2 separate regions of the Mus musculus genome follow, and region 2 is linked to region 1. Evidence: chromatin loops called from intact Hi-C (ENCODE). Cell type or tissue: heart. All regions are shown on one strand. Each heading gives the region's core, and the rest is flanking DNA. Links, peaks and the distances in the headings are about the cores only. Region 1 holds the start of Uspl1 (ubiquitin specific peptidase like 1). Region 2 overlaps Katnal1 (katanin p60 subunit A-like 1).

Region 1 (11,487 bases), core at 1,181-9,180:
CAGCCTCAGGTCTGACAGTTTAATGTACAAACTTAGATACACTGTTTCCTTCTGGCTTAGTTTTCTGTCTCAGAGCGGGAATGCTCAGGAGAGGTGGCTTTGGCAGAGGATAACAGGTCAGTTCCTAACACCCACATGAGCTGCTTTACAACTTCCGGTAACTCCCTGGTATTCCAGCCCCAGGGAATCCAAAACCTCTCCAGTCCTCAGGCATCTGCACCAACACACACATAATTAAAATAAAAAATAAATCTTTAATAAAGTAGCAGCACGAAGAAGTTGCCTTCTAAATCCAACTACACATGTAGAGCAAGACCATTAAAAGAAAAATTCAGTTTAAATAGCATTTGCTGAGCATGCTCTCGAAAGCCACGGTCTGCTGCTAACTCATCTCCACCCTGCACGCTCACCGTCACACGCTCACCGCCACACGCTCACCGCCACACGCTCACCGCCACACGCTCACCGTCACACGCTCACCGCCACTCTTGCTGTGCTGCACGACTGCGATGTTCAAAGATATGTAAGTTGTCTGGGTAGAGGTCCCTCAACACAGCTCTTTGTTCCTCTGGTTTCAAATGATGATGCCACTCAGGTGATGTGATTAATCAATTTTGTTTAGAGTCAGGTATGATATTAACACCACTCTCCCACTCTCATGACGCAGGCACAGGGCATGTATGAGCCATGGCAGACAGAAGTAGCTATGCTACTGTTTAGGACACACAGAGATTCACATGTGTGAGAAATGATGAGTATATCATTTATTGTACAATGCTTTACATTTTTATTCCACTTTAATCTATCTACTTAGCTCTTTGCTTCTTGACGGTGCAGGACTGTGACCAGCGACTTCAAGCCCCTGCTGCAGTGACGTCCCCAGGAGATGTACTAACCTTAAACTGTGAGTCACAATAAACCCATTCTTCCCTGCATTGCCATTATCAGGGCATTTTTGTTACAGCAACAAGACAAGTAACCAAGACAGATTCTGAAAGAAACCTAAGCAACCCAAATAAATCCGAAGCGGACTGACACCGTGACAGAAAGCCACCTCTGAGACAAGTGAACATGTAAGGCAAACAGGGGCATACTATGCAACACTCTCATTAAAAGGCAGGACACAAGCCACATCCTAATAGCACTTTACTTGCCTCTATATGCATGCACCGCCCCCTCAGCTTCTATTGATCCTAGGCAGGGTGACTGAGAGACAGGTATAGCATGAAGACTCATTGTGCCAAGTCTGAGCTATGTACTACTCAATTTAAGCAGTGACTTTTGACCAGCAAGAAGGCAGTGTAGGTTGAGATGGACAATGTCCTTAGTGGTAGTCTCAAGAAAGTATCTGCAGGTGACATCACAACTATAAGGGACTTTCCTCGAGCTATTTATCTGCTCCAAACTTGTCACTGTATAGATGTTCTCAGGGCACCAAATTTAAACAACCTGTATAAAGTACACAGCCAGAGACAGAATTAGATACCAGATACTCCAGTATCTACTCTGTGACTCATATTTTATCTGCTCGTTTGGGGAAAAGAACCAGGTAAGTGTGGATGCATTATGAGATATCATGTAAGTTTACTTAAAAGTTCTAAGAGAACAAAACAATACCTTGGGACAACGACTACAACCTTTGGCCTAATGGATAAGCTCTGCACATCCCAATAATTGTACACGAGTAGAATGTTCCCCATAGTTAACTCACTTGAACTCATTGACAACAAATAATGCCTCGAATTAATTTTTTTAAACAAATGCCTTGTACGAGAGAACTTGCCAAATATAAATATAGGCCGATAATTCTTTTACTAACACCTAAGAGTTGGAGACTTAAAAGGTTATTATAGTGGGGCCTGGTAGAACAGTAACTAAAATCTCACTCGAGAGACTGAGGCATGAATACACCAATTCTAGGTTGACTTGGCCTACACAGTGAGTTCAAGGCCAGCCAAGGAAACTTTGTAAAACAGTTTCTCAAATTAAAAAAAAAAAAAAAAAAAAAAAAAAAGATCTGGGGAAATGGTACAGTACTTGCCCAGCACGGGTGTGATGTCCGGATTCATTTCCCAGTACTGGCAAAACAAAGAGGAGGGAAGTTATAAACTCAACCATTATAGAAAACCCCTTATGCCAGCGGCCAACAGCAGCACACAGCAATCAAACCTATTAATGTTGTTTCAATGAAATACACAGGAGAAAGCTCACGTATCTCATTGGTTTGCACCAGTTTTTACTACCAAAGAGCTTTTGGTTTTTCCAGCTTTCTGAAGATAAGATTTAGTAAAGGGATTATAGACTGTACTCTGGAAAGTCAGGCTGCCCGGGTACATGGTGCACAGGTGAAGGACAGAGGTGGATGCTAACGGTCTTCCTTTCTCTCGGCTTACTTTTTGAGACAGGGTCTCTAACTGAATCTGGGGCTCACAGATTCAGCCAGGCTGAGTGGCTAGTGAGCCCCTGGGATCCACAGATCTGCACCTCCCCCAGCCTGGGATAACAGATGCATACAGTTGGGCCAAGCTTTATCAAAGTGCTGGGGCTTCCAGTTCAGGCCCTCATTACTGCAGGGAGAATAACTTACTGATGGAAGTCGTTTCTGCAGTCCAGTAAATTGTCAATGAGACCAGAATACACAACCACCGCAGGGTTTGATTTTAGGACAAGTCTCAACTCTAAGCACTCATTTGTTATATAGCCCAAGCTGGCTTCCACCCAAGGTCCTCCTGAGTGCTGGGCTTACAGAGGTGTCCACCATACCTGGCTTAGAGGTAGCATTTATATCCCAGGTTGGTGCTAAAGGTTTGTTTTCAGTTAAGGAATACAACAGAAAAAAAGAACAAGAGCTCACAAAATGATCTGCAGAGCACTGTATTCCTATTGCAGCTTAATTAATTATTAGTTAAATAAAAGCTTCCATTTATTGAATATGAATTTCTAAGTGGAAATAGATAAACCTACTTTAGTTTACTGAGGTTAACTATACTCTCTATGGGACCAATGTATATAAAAACAGGCACTCTGCATACTGTGGAAAGAATACACAGAAGTACATGGTATCTTCTCAGCTGGGGACTATTATTAACCTGAAGTAAATTGGGAATTTTCTCCCCCCCCCTCCCCGACCCGCCATATTCCATCTTCATTTTGTTTGTCACTATTAAGTTTTTCTGGCCAAAAATTTTGTTTTAATAAATTTTTCATTAAAGACAGCAATAATCCATTTTTATTTTTATTCTAGTTGTTTGTGGATGTTGCTTTACACCTCAAAAGTCGGGTTACATTTTAACTGAACCAACTAGATCATTCAATTTATGAGCTGACATTCAGCAAGTGTTTATTGGGAGGGGAAGTGTACTCCACTCTAAAAATGGAAATAGCATGTTGAATAAGAAAACAATCCTATTAATCTTGGCTACTCTCTCAGGAAGAAATACTTTCTCAAAAACCTCATAATCCATACAAAAAGAAATCTTACTTGTTTGATCTTACAACAAATATACCAGTACAGTATGTAGTGTAAATGCAAAGATAAATAAAATTAAAAAAAAGCAAAACCTAACCAGTCTATTTTCGTCATGAGAGAGGAGAAAAAAAACCCTAACAAAGTCTCTGTTGGAACGCTCAGCGATTTCCATTCCTAAGTACCACAAACTGAAATTCTTTTATTGAATAATTTCTTCCTACAGCGGACTTGTTTCCCCCATTGCACGCTACCAAAATTATCAGTATTCTGCCAGAACATGGTCGTTTAAGACCACTAATGAAACCCTACAGGACCGCAATCCAAAATGCCAGTCATGATTCCTGTAAGGTCCAGAAAAAATCCCAAATTGTAGTCCCAGGCCACGGAAACAGTCTATGCAAAGGACTCCAAGAATAGGATGTCCTCATGGACGCGATCAGTCATGACCTCCCTGACACCACATGACCTTTCTACGAAGGCAGTTCTTAAAACTTAGCAACTGAGCTCTCCCCTCTCTGAAGTTCAAGGAGGCAGGGCGGCTGCTGAGATGCGCGGGTCGGCTGCTCAGTGCCACCCCGGGTCAAGTGCTCGTCTTTCGCTACCCCCCTTACCGTGAGCAGATCAGAGAGGGAAGAAAGAAAAAGTGGCCTCCAAGGATGGGTTTGGGGAAGAAGGGAGGGGCAGCTCCGTGTGTGGTAACCGTTTGTGAACACGTAGGGTGGTGGCGCGCGGGCCGAAAAGAACCAACTATGGGAGCCCGTCGTGGCGTCCGCCATGACGGCCCGCCAGGGAGGCCCATCACTGCGCCTGCGCGCCAGGCAGGCAGCCGCCCAGCGACCTCTCCTTCCTCTGCCGCGTAATCCCTCCGCTGAAGGCCGCGCACTAATTTTAATCACGCCCCGCCCCCTAGCCTCTGGCGTCACCTCCGCCACTCCAGCGCTTTCCAGCAGCTTCCAGAACCAAGCCTGCCCCACCCCCTCCAGCTCCCTCCCCCTCCCCCTCCCCCGTCCTCCCGACTCACACTTTGCAGGCTCTGTAGCGAGGGGCCCCGCCCTGTCGCCGCAGTTCCCACTGCGCCTGCGCCTGCTGGGCGGGCAAGCCACGCCTCTGCGGAGCCCTGCCGGAAGTGCTCTGGTCTTCCCCTTCCCCGGCCCTGCCCGCGTGCTCTCAAGCAGGGCTGCCTGCCGCAGGAAAGTGTTTGTGGGGTAGCTCTTGGGCGGCGGACTCGCAGGCGGAAGTTGCTTTCCTGGCGGAGAGGGCTGTGGGGGAGGAGCCGTCCGAGGGAACGTGGGTTGAACGTTACGGTTAGATGGTGGGGACCTCAAGCTGGAAGAGGAGTTCGGGTCCACTGTATGCGAAGAAGGAGCGTACTTCGGGAGGGTAAGGAAGACAGTAGTTCCCTCGGGAAGTAGAAATTGGGACGGCTGGAGTGCCCGGGGTGGGTCGTTGGCGCGCTGAAAAGATGGGGTAGGAACGAGGTTGTGGTGGGCAAGGTGGAGGATGGAGGTGCAGGCTGGGTCTTCAGGTTCCGGTTAGGCTCAAAGAGGTAAACGCTGAAGAGAAACCAGAGTTTGTGCCCGCCCCACGAAGAGCGTGGAGATGGGCTGGGTAACGGAACGCCGCGCCTCTTGGACTTCCTTGGTAGGCTTTTGAAGCTCAGTTCGCGTGGACCCATCCGTCTCAAATTCGGGAAGCTGGACTGGGTACCAAGCAGTATTGGGCTCTGTAAAGCCTATCCCTTCGCTGGGGCTTAAGTCTGCTGGCCTTGAAAATTCATATGCAGAGCCGAGAGATAAAGCTCCGAAGGGTTCCAGGCCCTTTGAATACCTGTAATAGTTTCTACACATGCAGTGAATTAAATTTAAATCCCTCTCGTGATTGGCTGCTAAATGGATCTATTCTGGGCTGATATCTCCCATTAAGGTCTCCGGAATGCGACTTACCTACGTTGAAGGTGGGGGCTCGGTGGTGGGCGTAGGTAAGAGGAAAAGTGCCGGAGATGAACACTGGAAAACCTTGGTTGTTCTCCTTGAAATAAGCTCATGTCATAATCTTTAGGATGTACTGAGCTGTTTGGGCGGACTTCCTACAATCAGATTGGATTAAATAGGTGGTTTGAAGCGGAGCTGTCATTTTGACAGTGATATGAATGGAAAGAGAGACAAGTTCGAAACATTTCCAAAGCCTCGTTCACGAGTTTAGATGGCGCCTACTGTGCAAACATGGGAGATGAGAGTGAGTAGACGGCACAAACTTTCTAGTCTGTATTTGGAAACCCAAAAGATGCCAAAATTTAGATACTGTACAGGGAGGAGCTAGCAGTTACACTTGGAGAAAAGATAATGAAGGTAATTTATTCCTAGACAAATTGAAATTTGAGACCCACCCCGGGGTTTTGTGTATAATACAGTGCTTGAAAAACCCCAAGAGTCTACTTCTGGTATTTTAAAACTTGAATATTCTTTGGGGAGGGGGAATTTCTTAATATTGTTTAGTGTTTCTACTACCATCTTAATGGGTCTCCTCCCTCCTTCTCTCCTTCCCTCCCTCTCCTTTCCTTCCTTCCATAGACAGGGTCTCACTATATAAACCTTCCTGGCTTGGAATTCACTGTGTGAAACAGGCTGGCTTGAAACTCACAGAAATCTGCAGTAGTTCTATTGAGAGAGATCTGTGCAATGGAATTAAAAGGCTTAAAGGCGTGCATCAACCACCATGCTCGAATATGCCTTGACTTCTTTATTGACAGGAAAGCAGACTTGAAGGTTTCTCATTTTTACCTCCATATTGAGAAAGAACCTTATTCCACACAGTTACCTAGACCCTCAGGCAGATAAAAAGTTTTCTCAACACCCTTTTTAGGAGTCTGCAGGTTTCTCTTCTGAGAATGAATGCAGAATGACAGAAGCAACACATCTCTTTCCCTCAGAGCAAAGTAGACCAGATGGTAACTGTAACTTAGGTGTTAGTATCTTGTCAGCGCAACTTCATTTTGTTCTTAGAACAAATCCAGGTGTGTAGCCTAGGCTTTTACCACTTAAGCACATTGACTTTCCTGTGCCCTGTAATTCTCTAGGTTATAAGTAGAACCAGCTAACAGTTGTGATTACTTTTCCAGCTTCTGGAAATTGAGATTCACTAATACTGACCTCTCTTTGTGTGTCTGTCTCTCTCTCTGACTCTCTGTCTCTCTCAGCCCAGGTAGACTTTGAGTTCCTTTGTAGCTGAGGCTGGCCTTAACTTGTACCTGCGTCCTCCTCCTGAGTGGGCACAGATGTCTTTCAAACTGTGTGTATATTTTTGGAATTACTATGTTTTCTTCACAGGAAAGGCTTTTCAGACTTTTCAGCCAGGACAGAAAAGCATAACTAGTTTTTTGTTTTGTTTTTCGAGGCAGATTTCTCTGTAGACTAGGTGGCCTCAAATTCACCGAGATGTCTGCCTTTGCTCCCTAGTGGCTAGGGTTAAAGACATGGACCACACTCACCCAGTACATAACAAGTTTTTAAAAGTGGATCTGTGAGCCAGAAGGTGGTTGTTCTAGAATTACAGATCCATAGGTTTTGGAAAGACTTATGCTTGAAGTTTCAACTCCTTAGCTACATGATAATTTACCTTTGCTTAAACGTCTTTTAGGTCTGCTTTTGTTGTAATTTAAGTCCATTTTTTTCCCTTGTATTGAGCTGTGTCTCATGATTTTTTGCTCTCCGATCTTGGAAATAGGTCTGCTCTGTGGAAATACACTCAAGGCATGCATGTGAAATTTATTTGTCTTACAGAAATACTTATACTATTGTTCTGATACAGATTATTTATAAAGAACATAATATTTTGTGGGTAGCTTTTTAAATTCTGCTGGTTATGAGCCTTTAATCCCAGTGCTTGGGAGGCACAGGTAAGCAGAGTTCAAGGTCCTTTCTTTCTCTGGTAGAACAGTGGGTCTGAAGGACTTAGGTGCTTTCTCATTGTAACAACGACACGGTTTTTTATAGAGACTGGAAAGCTTAGGTTCTTCAACCTAGTTGACTAGCTTGCTCTGACAAGTAGCTACCTGTAGGGAGAGTTCTGTGTGTTAGGAAGCTGTATCCTGTGGTCACTCTCATACATTTACACATATCTACATACATGGAGGTGTTCTGAAGACTAGAGTCTAGGATATACTTATCCAAGAGCATGTAGCTCACAAACATACTTAATATCTCTTGTCTTATAAAATTGCAAACTCTCTTTTTAGAGTAAATAGGATTTTTATTTAATTGCCTGTTGACTTTTTTTTTCCAGGGTTCATTGAAAAATCCTTAGTGATTTTGACATGTTCCAAGTGACATAAATTAGCCAATGACTCGGAATGACGGATGATTCTCTGAAGATTGGAAATGGTTTGCCACTGGTTGGACCAGGGACTGATGTAGGGATATCTTCACTCCCCATGCTGGGGTACTTGGGAAAAGTTAGTGTACTTATTTTTGGCCTCAGTGCAAAACTGGTTATTTTCCTCTTATGTTTGAAATTTAAATGAAATTTAAAATTTTATACTATGAATAAAATCCTAAAAAATTCTGTCTTCCACGGAAATCTTACAGCAATGGCGAAAGATGATTATAATTTGTTTACCTCTCTGTTATTGATATGTGAAATTAGAAACTAATGCCTAGATTTTATGGTTTGTTATTCTTTGAAAATATGGACTATATACATTTTCCTTGGCAGTTGATATTTCCTTTTTCTTGTGAATGAAGCTAAGTCAAATTTTAATGTTGTTTGGATAATAGCTGTTTAAGATAGTAAATGTGTTTAGTCTTGGCAGAAATCTTCTAGAGGAAAATTATACATTTTTTTTTCTGGTCACCCTTCCATTTAACTCTTTTATAACTTACTATCATAGGAATGTCTTTTAATTTGCTTTTTTCTCTTTTAGAATTATGCTTCAGCTAAAGTCACAACAGACGGGCATTGCCCTGCTTGTAGAGCGAAAGGCAAGCTAAGTGCCTTAAAACCTTACCGCATTAGCTTCCAAGAATCTGTCTTTCTGTGTGAGGATCTTCAGGTAAAGTACCACTAATATTATTTAGTATATTGCTTTTATATATATTATTTTGTGTACTTCTGCTTTTTCTTCATTATTTAAATTTTATTGGTTTTATATTTTTCAGAGTATAAACTTTGAATGCATAGACAATATTTCGTAATTTATATCTTTTTTTGTTGTTGTTTTTTTCAAGACAGGGTATAGCCCTGGCTGTCCTGGAACTCACTCTGTAGACCAGGCTGGCCTTGAACTCAAGAGATCTGCCTGCCTCTGCCTCCCAAGTGCTGGGATTAAAAGCGTGCACCACCATGCCTAGCCATAATTTATATTTTTAGTGCCCACAGTCTGTTAAGTAAAAGCAGTAATAAGATCTCTCACAAACATTCAGTTTACATTGGATAAGTTGAAAAAGTTCTTTTTAAGAATTTTAGCACTAAAAATAATCCTGTTTGGTTTTGTTTTTATTTTGTTTTACAATAAGAAGTTTGTGGTATTAAAAAGACATGCAAATTAATTTGGCATTTAAAAAATAGCCACTTACATCTCCCCAAGAAACCAAAGATAGTACTCCCAGATCCATTTTTGTTGTTTTCCTTCTCCTCACATATACAACTTGGCACATAGTAAGTAAGGCCAGGTGAAGTGAGGAGGCTGGAGGCAAAGAGGGGCATAGTGTCTTGTCTGTTATGATCCCTGTGCCTCCAGATTGACAGACTAGGTGATGCGCAGGGCTCTGGCTGTCCTGGTCTTCATTTCCTTAGACAGTTATCAGCTATGGTTCCTCAGCGATAGTGCTGTCCAGTCATTTATCCTCTGACTTCCCAGGGGGTGACTTAGGGTGGTGCTCCTAGGAAGCTTCAGGATGCCCAAGAAAGACCAACTGGTTAAACGCTTGGCACTCAAGTTCATCCACTGACCCACAGGAAAGGGGGAGGGCTACAGACCAGCCACTGCAGGAATGGGAGTATTCCATGAATTTGTAGGTTGGTGTGACCAGATGGAACAGAGGTGCCACACCACTCCCTTCCTGCCCCACATCGTGCCCTGTGTATTGCTTTACCAGTGTTGTTCTTATGGTCCCTAGAGTATACCATTGAGCACATTTTTCTGACTTCTCTGAGGTAATCTTGACACTCAGGTTATAGGAAGCAGTTTGTCCCCAGTCCATCAGGTACAAGTGCCTGGAGTTGCTAGGTGGCTTTTCTAGAGGGACATTTGCTTACTTGGTGTCCATTTCAGAAACGTGTGTTAACAGGGTATTTGAACCTCTGTCTAGTTAGGGAGTGGCTCATTTCTTAGTATGCACCTTTAATCCCTCTGGCTGGAATACAGATGCACCCTTAGTACTCACCTTTAATTCCAGACAGTGAAGGTAGAGTTAGTTTGCAGAAGGACGCACCCATGTTTTGAAAGTGATGTCTAATTGAATGGCACACGGAAAAAGTGACAAATCAGAGAAAGATAGGACAAAATAGGATATGGCCCACTCTCACAAGGAAAGGGAAGCTACGTAAGGAAGAGGCAGACAGCCCAAGAAGGGAGTCCAGTTGGTGGAGAGCAGTGCAGTAGAGTGAGAGGGCGAGCAGAGCAGCCCAGAGAGGGAGGAGGAGGCAGTGTTACCAGGAGAGTTTCACAGAGACAGACTGAAGAGAGAACAAGCTAGTAACAGTAAAGATAGCGTGAGCAAGAGAAGGAGAAGGAATCAGAAGATTACAAAAGGTTGCTATAATTAGTTTGAGGCCAAGCATAGCAATTCAGTAAAAAATTGAGAGAAGCCAGATTCAATCAGTCTGCTTGAAGAGGAGTTTAAGCCAGTTGAATCAGCCAGAGTTCAGAAAGACATGAGGTTTCTGAAAGGCTGAGCTTATTCAGCAGTAAGTCTCTGAAGCTGATAATGTTCTAGGACTAGATAAGATTGTATGGAAGCTAGAAGTTTCCAGGACTAGGCCTTGCTTAGCTGATAAGAGGCAGAAAGCCTCAGAGATGACAATTACTACAGGAGAATAAAAGTTACTTTTACACTTGTGGTGTCCAGTTAAATTATATGACGGGTAGTTGGTGTCTACAGGACTGAGTGCTTGTGTAGAGAAAAACCCCTGAGCATCTGCCTACAAGCGTTGCAAGTTCCTGAGAGCAATGCAAAAAGCAAATAAGCTGGTTTTCCCCCTGCCTAGTGGAAAAGCAGCTGCAGTATTCTAGAGAGATGGGATAGAATTAAAGTGACAGCCTATGGATGGATCCCATTTACACAGTCCCTTTGCAGACAAGACACTTGAGTCCCTGCTAGAAAACAGTGTTTTTACATTATGGCCCATCTGTATCCTCCAGCATTACTTCAAAACATTTCTAGATTATTCATAACACCTACTGCAATGTAAATGGAATGTCGTGCTATATTATTTAGAGATTTGACAAGGAAGTCTGTACATGCTCAGTACAGACACAGCATCATAGGCCCAAGTACGTAGCTGTGGAAATCGAGGGCCAACAGTTCTTTGAAGGTAAAATGACAGGATTTGCTGAAGGTCCGGGAAACAGCATGGGAGTGGGAGTGAGGGTGGTTCCCACATGTTCCTCCTCATCAGTTGGATGTTGGGAAAAACAAAATTTGGTGGCAGACTAAGTCAGATAAACCCGAGACAGGCAGAGTAATCGGTTGGAGCTTTACATACAACTAACTGGTGGAGACTTTGAGCTTGGAGAAAGATTTGGTAGTCATGAGTACAACAAGTGGCTAACTGAACCATACGTGTGAGTGGTGAGTTAAAGTATGACTGCGGTTGAACCGTGAGCCAATACTAAGCGGTTAGAGACATCAAGGAGACTCCCGAGAATCAGTGAGTTTGGTAGGAATAAAACCAAGAAAGAGACGGTAGTATCCAGAAAGTCAATGAGGAGAGCTCTGGGAAAGTGAGGACCCTCTCCCTAGCTAGGGGAAAGGGCTAGGATTGATGCGATTGGATTTGAGAACTGTGGCACAAGAAGGAAG
Region 2 (11,487 bases), core at 1,160-9,159, 280 kb before region 1:
CTCACACAAGGAAACTTTTAATTGTGCACGATAGTGTGCAATTATAAGAATTAACTAACAATATCAGCAAAGGCATAGAGAAATCTTATAAACATATTAAGCAGAGAAAGAAAATAATACAAAAAGGTAAAAATCAAAAATCCAATTCCTAAAAACAGGTGCTACGAATCCCCCAAAACAGTAGCATCCTCAAACAAGGGGCTACTAACTCATAAGGTGTCATAACACAGAGCGCTGGTCACCCTAGGAAAGAAGGAAGCAGCAGAGACTGGGAGAGACTGGGACCACGGCTTCTGACTTCTGAGAAGCCAGTGATTTTTGTTGACCTGGGATGGTCATTTTATGATAAGAAAGGTACAAGGGTTACTGCAGAAACTATCTTTTTGGTTTATAATAGACAATTATTATATTTTCAAGAATTTTATAAGCCAGTTGGGAAACACATTTAAACCTCATCAAGAGCTACTATATATATATATATATATATACATACATATATATATATATACATATACATATACATATATATACATATGTGTGTATATATGTATGTATATATATGTGTATATATACATACACACACACACACACACACACACACACACACACACACATATATATATATATATATATATATATATATATATATATATATACACACACACACACACACATATGAAAGCACAGGAGACTTGAGTGCAGATGCCCAGCACCCAGGTAAAAAGCTGGGTGGTGGCAGTGCCACTTGTAATCCCAGGGGAGGACCCAGAGCATGCTGGCCAGTCGGCCTCACCAACTCCAGCTTAGGGGCAGCACGAGACCCTGTCTCCATAGGTGGGGTGGCGAATGATAGACACCTGGGGTCAACCTCTGACCTCCACACATAGGCACACACATGCATGGGCACCCACACCTAGACAAACACACATGAGTACATATGTGTACCATACATACACGTGCACATATACACACATGCGGTTTCTATTGTTTTTACATTACTAAAAACCAACAACAACAAAAAACCCACCAAAACTGAGTATTCTCCCAACACTTGAAAATGGTTCTGTTTGTCAGTGTTGCACAAGTCATGGAGAGATGAGCCAAATTTCAAGATCCTGTGCCTTTCACGGCTTTGCTACCATCTTAGCAAAGAAAACAAGTTACCAGCCAGCACCCATGGCTACACAGCATCCCTCCACCGCCGCGATCACAGGGGACAGGGATGTGAGTGGGCCCAGCAAGCGAGAGTGTTCTCTAAAGTCCACCAAGAGCACTGGACCTGTGTTTCTTTAAATTATGGACAAATGGCCACATGTGCCTTATGCCAAGCATGTCTGTCATGGACCCACATGTGAACATGCATGTGCCTGAATTACATATGAACATGAGTTTTTTTCCAGAAAAGTAGTTCTTCAGCACACATCAGCACCTCACATGAGATGACCATTCATAAAATAATTCGATTATGACCTATGCACTTTTTAAGTCACTGTTCATGTGTGACAGTTTGTGTTCATCAATCAGCAGGTTGGAAACAGAATGGTCCAGTCTTGTTTCCAGTGTCCCTCCACGCCTGTGTCCGATGCTAAACACAACAAGGACAGCATTCACCATGGCCATTTGCTATATACAGGGTAATGAGACAATGCACTTTAGGTCAAGTAACTGAGCAGGGAATTTTGGGAGCGTAACTGGCCCTCCTTTAATCTGAACTTCACTTAGACGCACTCGTAACCGTGACCCTGGGATCATGCAGGACACTGCTCATTAACCACAAATTAGCTAAGGCAACACGGCTAGCATTAGAGTCTGAGCTTTCTAACATAATTATTTTTAAGATAACAGAAAAATATTTCTTCTACTCACTCATATTTACTTTTAGTATATCCTTTCTAAATTAAAAAAGCATTTGTTATTTCTACATAAAACTCTGATTCTCAGAATTGTGAAAGTATAACTTACTGTCGATTAATTCTTGGTGAAGATGACCAGTGCTCCTCTATCTCATGCTAAAGAGATACATCCTTTTAAACAGAGTCCAGGTTAAAGCAGGCTAACTCACATTTCTCAGCATGCATCTATACTGACTGTAAGCTTAAATGATAATATGGTAAATTCAGTTTTTCCATGTGCTATATAGTCTGAACATACAGGCTCCTCCAACCGTCAAGTCAAAGTCTAGTCTCCAGTACGCTGCCATTAAGAGATGGGGCCTAGAGATGCCTTTGCCTGCCTAAGGTTCAGCTTTATAAAATGACCTAGTGTTTTATTATAGCATTCCAAACAGTCCAAAGGCACTGGGTACGTTCAAATAACACTAAAAGCACAGCTTAGCTGCTTGTGCCACTCCTGTCTGCAATGAGAAATAACCAGATGACAGTCAGGAGTCCTTTATTTGAGACCAAGTCTCACTTTGTAGCCCAATGGCACCAAGCTCATGACATCCTGTGTCAGCCTCCTGAGTGCTGGGATGACAGCCAGATACACTTTATTAGTTTATATTTTCATTTATATTCATTATATGACTAACAAAGTACATAGCTAATAAAATGTACTAATAAGTTATGCTACATACTAGCTATGTGGACAATCCTGTGGCCCTCAGGGTTAAAAAGAAATATGGCCCCAACAGCAAATCGTTGTGCAAAATGACTGTTGCTTATTTAAAAAACAAACAACAGCACTGTATGCTTAGACCTAGTCTGAAGCCTATCAGAAGTTTAAAAAGAAATGGGGGGAAAAAGGATGTAATTTCTCACAAAATTTACCAGTATTTTTTGGAAAATTAAAGTCAATATAGAAGTATGCTGAGATATGTAAGTCATCCTACTCTAACCTGAATTCTATTTAAAAAATAATTAAAATAAGCTTTCACACTGTGTCACATCGTGATCTAAAACTTGGGCGCAAGTCCCAGCCCACAGCACCATCAGCTGTTAGCAGGACACAGGCTGTGCTCATAGATGACGGGAGGGACCGAATAAACCAACACACACAGCTTCCAAAGTGTCAGAGCAACACCAAAGCCACGGCCCCTGGGGAGAGCACGGCTCCCACTGCTTCTACGTGGCATTCCACAGTGCAGTCCTAAACACAGCTAAAGCTGATATGCAGGGACCCTTGACAGGATGTGATTTATCATAAAGGCCTTTACCTGCTGAGCCTCTAATGGGCCCAAGATACATTTCTTTTATCCTCATTTTTTAGACCTATAAAGTAATAGAAGCAACTTTCAGAATTCTATACACAAATTAATAATCTATTAGACTATGAGATTATACAAACATATGTATATAACTAATTTTTTCTTTTGTTTATTTTTCTGGCAGGGTATAAGTTACAATGTGGACCAGGTTGGCCTTGAACTCACAGAGCTCTGCCTGCTTGTCTTCCTGGGCTCTGGGATAAAAGCTGTGCACCACCACACTGAGCCTAAAAGTGAGATCTTACTGGGGAGAGAGGTAGGATTCAACACAGGGAACAAAAAGCAGATAAGCCCTTCTGTGCCCTCCACGTGTGCTTTAACAGCTCTGGCATTAAACACCTTGTCATGCCCCAGACAGGGGCTGCTAGGACTACATGCTTGCACACTCAGTTAACCAAATAGTCTCAAGCTAAGACTATCTTTATCTTAGGCAATACAGTCTCATTTCTGGACTAGTTCATTTCATTATGTTAGTGCCACCTGCCAATCTCATGATTGAAAAGGGAGTCTGTAACAGCCCTTGTGATCTCTCCATCTTTACTTTCAAAGCAGCCCTGGAAACTCTAGTCTCTGCTGTGATAATCAGATCAGAGACAACTACACCTTTCAGGTAGCATGACACTTCTGTGTTTGTGTTTTTAAAAGTAGTTCCTTTTATTTTTGTGGTGACTCAGAGTAGCTCTCCTACCTCCTCGTCAGCCGTAGAAATAAGAAAGGCTGATTTTCCACTGATAGTCTGAGTACTCAGCTTGTCACTGACAGAGTAAGACAGACAATTACTCAGAAACATTGTAAATGAGAAGTCATTTATAACCCTGGAGGAACAAGTGTGGCTCTGACAGCTGCTGCCACGGGTTCACCCGCCTTGTCCTCCGTTGAAGAGTCACATGTAAAATCTTAGGTTGCCTCAGTGGCAGGTTTCCTTCCTCAAGTCCAATCCAGCCTTCGATGGTGGATGAGGGAGGGCGGGTCTTCCCGACTCCACCCCTCAGTGGGAGAGGCCTGGAGCACTCATGTACCTTAGATTTTACTCTGAAAGGGGAGCAGGACTGTTTCATGGACCATTCATGGATGGAGCCTTCAGGGGACCCAGGGCCAGGGTCACTCCTGGTCTTCCTTTCTTTTGTGTAATCCACAAAGGTCCACTTTACTAATACACTGAGAACCTCTGTGTGTGTGCATTTGCTTAACTAAATATGCCTGCTATCCCACTCTGTGTGTGTGTGCATTTGCTTAACTAAATATGCCTGCTATCCCACTCTGTGTGTGTGCGCGCACATACTTCAACAAACACATCTGTAACTCTGCGTGTCTGTGTGTGTCTGTGTGTGCGTACTACCCCTCTGACATTATGTGCCTTGCAGTGTGGCCTTTGAAATATAAAGAACCCTGAGGAACCCTGAGGATTCATCCCCAGCTCCAGTCTCCACCAAAGCTCCACTGCGAGTGAATGAATCAGAGCCTTGCCTTGTCATCTCTCCCTCTTGCTCTATAGTCCTTGTCCCGACTTGCAGGTTTGTCACTCTTCGATATCTGGTGTGCTCGGCCCACGAGTCCCCGGGCTCCTGCCCCCACGTCTTTCCGCAGAGGCCTCACTTCGCGATTTGGACGCCTGATTTGAGGGGGTGCTCTGGCAAAAAAAAAAAAGACAGTTAAATAACAATTAATCAATTAAAACCAGCACTCAGGAGGTAGAGGCAGGCAGATTTCTGAGTTCGAGGCCAGCCTGGTCTACAAAGTGAGTTCCAGGACAGCCAGGGCTATACAGAGAAACCCTGTCTCGAAAAACAAACAAACAAACAAAAAAAATTAATCAAAGACAAGGAATGCAAAGCCGTATTACTCACGAGACTGTCACAATTTCCCCTGCCGTAGAGTGGTTGGAACAATTATTAAATATAGGTGACACACATGGATACTTTGCCAAAGTAACAACTACCACCAACAGAGGGCACCTGCGTCCACCTGTTAACCTCAGCAGCTGCACTCAACTGACTCTCAAATCAGGAAGAGTCAACTTAGAAACAGCTAAAGCCTTTTCAGTAAAGGGTGGGGCTGTGTAGTTCATTTTCTTCTTTATAACCAAGAAAACATTCTCCACTTGTGCTGGAGAGGTCGGCATCTCACTATGCAAATTACAAATGGCAGGGCCCAGCACCGACGTTCTTATAAACAAAGCCATTCATGTGGGAAAATACATCCACGGCTAGTGAGTGTCAAAAATGATGATAGAACTACAGGTGTGAGTAGCAATTTCAATAAATCCAGACGCGAAACCAATGTGCTCACGGCAGCACATTTTGTTGGCTTCCACCATGGAAGGCTGAGCCTTGGGGCTTCTCGGCACAGCGCTTGGGCGCAGCACTCCGGGTGGGGGCTCTATCACTTCATCGCTTCCTTTCTCAAACCATCCATCCCATCTCCTTGCCTTCCCCTGCCGCCCCGCATGACATCTGTGGCTGTTCTGATCCTGTGTGCAACGGCTTCTTCCTCTCAATAGCACAGTGACTGCCCCATCTCTAGACTCAAGGGAAGCGGATGTTAGCTCTCTCCCCTTTCCTGATGTTTTCATTAGCATTTATTAATTATACATACTAATGGATCCATTGTGACATTGTCACACGTGTACATAATGTGCTTTGGTCACACCCCTCATTAATCACCCTCTTGCTCTCCACTAACCCCTGTGCTCTTTCAAACTAGCTCCTCTCCTCCCTCTCTCCCTCATCCCCCAGTGTGCATGTGTGTGTGTGCTCCAATAGAAGAGTTGCCTTAGAGTTGGTCATAGGACCATGTGCACCTGAGCAATGGCTACACCACTGAAAGTCTATTAAATGGGGGGTGAGTGGGGTCCTAGGGCCCCTCCCCCTCCCATGACAGGGTGCTGAAGGGTTCAGTCTTGTGAAGATCTAGTGCATGTAATCACAGCTGCTCTGAGTTCAGGGCCACAGGAAGCCACTTCCTGACTGGACATCAGTATCCCACCGTGCTCCTACCCCCTCCCAGGACGTCAGTTTCCCTCCGTGCTTCCCGCACCCCCAGCTCTTCCTTCTTCCCACGGCTGCAGCGTGCCCTGCAGGCTTAGGGCTTTAATTCATCTCTGGGTTTCCTTCCTGGTCTCATAGAGGGCAGCACAGTAATAGTGTATGTGACAAGACGAGAACTGGATGAAGGAACAGTGAAATGGAGCAAGGAGCAGTGAAGCACTAAGACACTGCAGTTCTAATGCAATGCTAATGCTATGGTTTAATGTAAAAAGACTCCCACGGGCTTATGGGTATGTGTCACTTGGTCCCTGGTTGGTGGCACAGCCTTGGAAGGTTGTGGAACCTTTAAGAAGCGAGGCCTGGCTGATGGGAGTGTGTTGATTGGGGTGTGTTGATGCTTTTGGAGTGCAGCCCTATCTCGTCTACACATCTTGGCCAGTCACATGAGCAGCTGCCTCCCGCTTCTGCCTACCTGGACTCCTGTGGTCATGCCTTAACTTTCATGATGATGTGAAATCCCCAGATACCTGAGTCAAAATAAGTCATTCCTCATTAGGATTTTGTCACAGGCATGAGGAAAGTAACCATTACATAAAACAAACAAAAGCAAAACAAAAAAGCCCATTGCATATTCATACTGCTGGGCTCTGCTAAGAATAAGAACAGCTGCTGAGAACCTCGCAGGTGCTGCTGAGAACCGCACAGGCGTCTCTAAGGCTCCGCACTGACACCTCCATCCTGAGTGTAGTCTAGTTCAACAGTTATTGGAGAGCCGTTTTAGTACACAGCTAGTGATGCTGCTGACCCCAGGGAAGACAGAAATAAACAAACAGCAGTGTGAGAGGAACTGAGGAAGAGGTCATAGAAAAATGACCAGAAGATACTTTGGAAACTGAAGTTGTATCACACTATTGCTTCTACGACATTCTTAGTCCCTTAAACAGTCTACCAATCAAGTAAACCTGTGAAGAGACAGCCGGTGGTAGTGCTGCACACCCTTAATCCCAGCACTCGGGAGGCAGAGGCAGAGGCAGAGGCAGAGGCAGAGGCAGAGGCAGAGGCAGAGGCAGAGGCAGAGGCAGAGGCAGAGGCAGAGGCAGAGGCAGAGGCAGAGGCAGAGGCAGAGGCAGAGGCAGAGGCAGAGGAGGCAGAGGCAGAGGAGGCAGAGGCAGAGGAGGCAGAGGCAGAGGAGGCAGAGGCAGAGGCAGAGGCAGAGGCAGAGGCAGAGGCAGAGGCAGAGGCAGAGGCAGAGGCAGAGGCAGAGGCAGAGGCAGAGGCAGAGGCAGAGGCAGAGGCAGAGGCAGAGGCAGAGGCAGAGGCAGAGGCAGGCAGATCTCTGAGTTCAAGGCTAGCCTGGTCTACGGAGTTCCAGAATAACCAAGGGTACCCAGAGAAATCCTGTCTTAGAAAACCAAAACCAAAGGGGAAAAAGAACTTGAAGAGACTGGTGAAGAATGAGAAGCATAAGGATAAATTGCTGTCTAGAGCACTGCACATTTGGGGTCAGCTCAGTAGGCGAGCACCTGCCCAGCACACACCAAGCCCTGGGGTCAACATCTAGCACAGAAAATAAAATAAAAGCCCAAGCCTTTAGTATCTCAATGGAAGCTTGCTGTTGTTCTTCGGGAGGGGCCAGGCTTGTCTTTTTACTGTTTTCTGTTTTGAGGAAGAGATAGGAAGTGGTTGGGTAGAGTTCTGCTTTATTTATTTGTGTGTTTTGTGTATGCAGAAATGTCTTTCCTGCATCGGCCAAGGGCCTCGGCCAAGACAATGAAACAAGACTCTCTCTCCTCTCAGCACACGGGTTGTTCCTATTGCTGGCAGCTGTGCTTGCTATCTAGTGACTGTCATTGTGGTCCAGCTTTTTAGACCCTGCTCCAGCACGGAGCCTCTGCTCACCATCAGCGAGCCCAGCCCCTACAGCTGCCTGCAGGTTCTGCCATTGCTGGGCTTGCCTGGGAGGCCTTGCCATGAATCCTGAGGCAGTCCTGACTCGGCTTGCTACTTAGCAGCTGCTCAGAAGCCTCCCCCGCCCCCCCCCCCCCAGTCTTCTTCGAGCAAGCGCGTGCATCTGGCTTGGTGAGCTATGTATGACCTAAGAGTCCTTCCTAGCCTGTTCAGGCGCTGCCTTCCGAGGGCTGCGGCAGAGCTTGACCTGGCACGCACTGTTCTGATGAAGTGCTCAACCAGCTGTCGGTGGGATCTGTGGCAAGCCCCACGCCTGTGGGAAGCATGCGTGTGCTCTCTACGTCTTCAGTTCCACCTCACTGCAGTTGGAGATTACATGTGTAACAGACTCTGCCAGCGTCCCAGAGGACACCCTGGTTCCACTCTGTATTTCTTTGTCCATTGCCGCATCACTGCACGATGTCATGCTTCACTGTGGGGACTCTGTGACAACTTCTAGGCTGTGTAAGCAACAGACTCAGGGGGCCTCTTTAAAAAGAGGTTTTGATAGGGCTGCACAGTGCCACATATCTTGGCCCTGATGGTCAAAAAGACTGACAGTGTACTAGCATGCCGTTTTTCAAAACCACAGAGCAACTAGCTAGCTAGTCATCAGGGCACAGTGAATAAATACCAGCCTGGTAGTCTACACTGAACTACCATTAAAGAGCGACAGAAGAGATGGATATTCTAAAAATAAAAACTGATAGCTTATCACTAGCAGACCGTCACTGTGACAACCACCAAATCCTTGTCAGCAGGGATGAAAGCAAAGCAGAAAGGGAGAATAAGGGGCAGAGACTCGGAGTGGGGTGTGCGCACATCCCTTCAGGAAATACTTCTGGAACCTACTCTGCACCACACATTGTTCTTGGTGCTGGGGATGCAAGTCGAGCTTGATCAAGTCCCAGGGGCATGTCTGGGTGTGGATGTGTGTGTGTGGGGGGGGGGGGGGGGGTGAACAATAGGCATGCCTGTAGTCTGTACAAAAGGATAGAATAGGCTGGACTTCTGGAATCCTCTGAGCAAAGACAAAGGAAGGGTGTCGTGAGCTGCTGGAGAGTCGTGGGGAGCTGCACAGCTGTCCTGGCCCCCTGCCGGGCCATGCTGCTCTTCACACTCTCCAGGCACTAAGCCACTTCACCCTTACAGCCTCCGCACGGGGTGACTGCCACAATGATCTCCATTTACAGAGGGAAGATGAAGTTGGCAACTTGTCCTCGGGGCCCCTGAGGGGCAGAGCTAAGAGGAGACCCCCTCTGCCCTCAGAGCTGGCACTGGTCTGCTGTGCAAAGGCAGCAGACTTCCCAGAACAGGAGGCACTGCATGGCAAAGACCTTTCTTGCTTGTCAGCATCCGGTGGGCACCAGTGATGTCAAGCTCAAGTGCATCGGGAGCAGCATGGGGGCTGGGGCTAGACACAAGAGGAGGACGCAAGAGAAGAGGCCACAGTCACAGAAGGAAGAGAAGGACATGGAGCCTTGTAAAGGCCAGCGAAGTCAGAAGAGAGGGAGGAGAGTTCCAACTGAGACAGCCAACAGCAAGTGTCACAAAGGTGAGGAGGGAAGCCAGCAGCTGTGGGAGGCGTTATCACATGAGTGAGTTGCTCAGTGTAGCCAAAAGTTCAACTCAACGCTGCGGGGACTGGGAATCCAGGATTCCTAGGAGCTGAGGAGAATGCCTGCCCATAGGTGGCACTCAGCAGCAGACAGCAACCACCAGGGAAAGCAGAGAGGCAGAGAGCTTTCATGCAAGTGTGGAAGTGCATGTACTCCGGCTTCACTCTGCATCGCTTGCAGTTCTCCTGCTTCTGTCTCTAATGAATTAGAATGCCTATTTTCAGCTGCCTTTTCTAAAACATAGAAATAGCCAAACTTAGGGGGCTGGAGAGGCGGCTCAGTGGTTAAGAGCACTGTCACTCTTGCAGAAGACCCTGGTTCAGTTCCCAGCACACACATGGCAGCTCACAACCATCTGTAACTCCAGTTCCCAGGGATCTGACGCCTTTTCTGGTCACTGGTGTATAGACATATAAGAAGGTAAAGCATTTACACACATAACACAAAAATAAATCTTAAAAGATTTTGGGCACACGCAGTAATAAATACCTAGATTTCCAAGATTCAAATATTTTGTAGCAGGAGACAGACGTTTCCTACAGAGAGCTTACCTAAAAAAAAATGAAACCTCAAAAACCCAGAACAAAGCCCAACAGGATGCTCTCCCCCTTCTGACATCTGGACTCTCACCTTCCTGTGAACTGACAGCAGTACCTGCACTAGAAGCTGGCCCTCTGCGCTTGCCACCCTGCTCCAACTGAGCTTTCTGTCTACACCACGGCATCAGCTCCACAGCATCAGCATCAGCTCCATAGCATCAGCATCACCACAACAGCACTGAGACCTGAAGGGCACTGGCCTTAGGCAATGCTTCTCACCCAAGCGTTGTCTTTCCACCATGGCAGCCAGCACAGCCCTCCTGGTAGCACAGGCATTTGGCCACTCTCTGTAAATAACTAATGGAGACGCCTGGGCTTCCCCAACCACGCGCCTCTGCTCCCCTTGTCAGTGGGACCAGATGAACCAACTGTAGACCACTCTCTCCATCCTGAACCCAGTCTGTCACTCCCTGCCATTCCCATCTAGCTGTGCACACGTGGTACCTGCTTGAATCTCAGACCTGGAGAAACTGCCACAGGCAGAGCATGAGTTTGAGACCAGCCCAGGTTTCACAGCAGAGCATGTCTCAAATATCCAAATAAAATTTTAGGACGTCTTTCTGGACCCGTTCACTGACTTCAGGTGAGTGCCTGCTGCACAACCCCACCTGAGTCCCAGCCCTCATCCTGGAGTGGCTGTGCTCGTGGGAGGCGGTGAAGATTAAATTATAAACCATGTGCAGAACTCAGTAAATACCATTTATTATTGAGACAATTCACCCCTTTACCTATGTTTTCCTAATAACCTGAAATCAGAGGCCATCCCATATTCCAGAAGGTAATATAATCCAGAATGTGAAGGGAATGGGTGTAACACCACAGGCACTGGTGTTAGTCCATAACCTACTGCATCATTTAAAGAACAACCTTAAAATGTCTGTTTCTTGAAGTGGAAACTTATGGGTTCTTTGGAGAGTCAGTTGTGTTGAAGGGTGTTTTGCTGGGGCAAACACGTGAAGGAACATTTAGCTGAAGTGGACACAGGTGAAAGGCTAAGGCAGACTCGTGAAGGAACGTTTAGCTGAAGCAGACACAGGAGAGAGGACGGTCTGCTAAAGCAAATACGTGAAAGGACACGTGATGAAGGATTCTTTGCTAACAACACACGTGCATTGGTCCACCTTACATTG

What was found. Hi-C counts contacts between places; a loop is a spot of excess contacts. Peaks named below come from ENCODE experiments on the same cell type or tissue, not always from the same donor. Only the 100,000 strongest peaks of a DNase experiment are listed, where the experiment ranks them.
Region 2: it touches region 1 in a loop (2.2-fold over the local background); 4 of 42 quality-filtered maps call a loop at or near these places.

The regions. Positions count from the first base shown.
Region 1 is chr5:149,179,958-149,191,444 of GRCm38, forward strand. Uspl1 (ubiquitin specific peptidase like 1) reads left to right here and starts at 4,603. Exons shown (of 9, transcript NM_001115149.1): 1 at 4,603-4,849; 2 at 7,751-7,919; 3 at 8,388-8,516. The coding sequence starts at 7,818. Mm2pr (macrophage M2 polarization regulator) reads right to left here and starts at 2,079. Exons shown (of 3, transcript NR_015478.2): 1 at 2,038-2,079. In heart, for the core only: a CTCF peak has its summit at 4,658; DNase peaks (open chromatin) are centred at 4,474 and 4,654; H3K4me3 peaks cover 3,480 bases; H3K27ac peaks cover 3,072 bases.
Region 2 is chr5:148,899,895-148,911,381 of GRCm38, forward strand. Katnal1 (katanin p60 subunit A-like 1) reads right to left here. Exons shown (of 11, transcript NM_153572.2): 4 at 4,673-4,835. Among named protein-coding and RNA genes, the nearest start is that of Katnal1, 23 kb to the right of the region's middle. In heart, for the core only: a CTCF peak has its summit at 5,142 (motif pointing right); a DNase peak (open chromatin) is centred at 9,027; H3K4me3 peaks cover 6 bases; H3K27ac peaks cover 1,548 bases.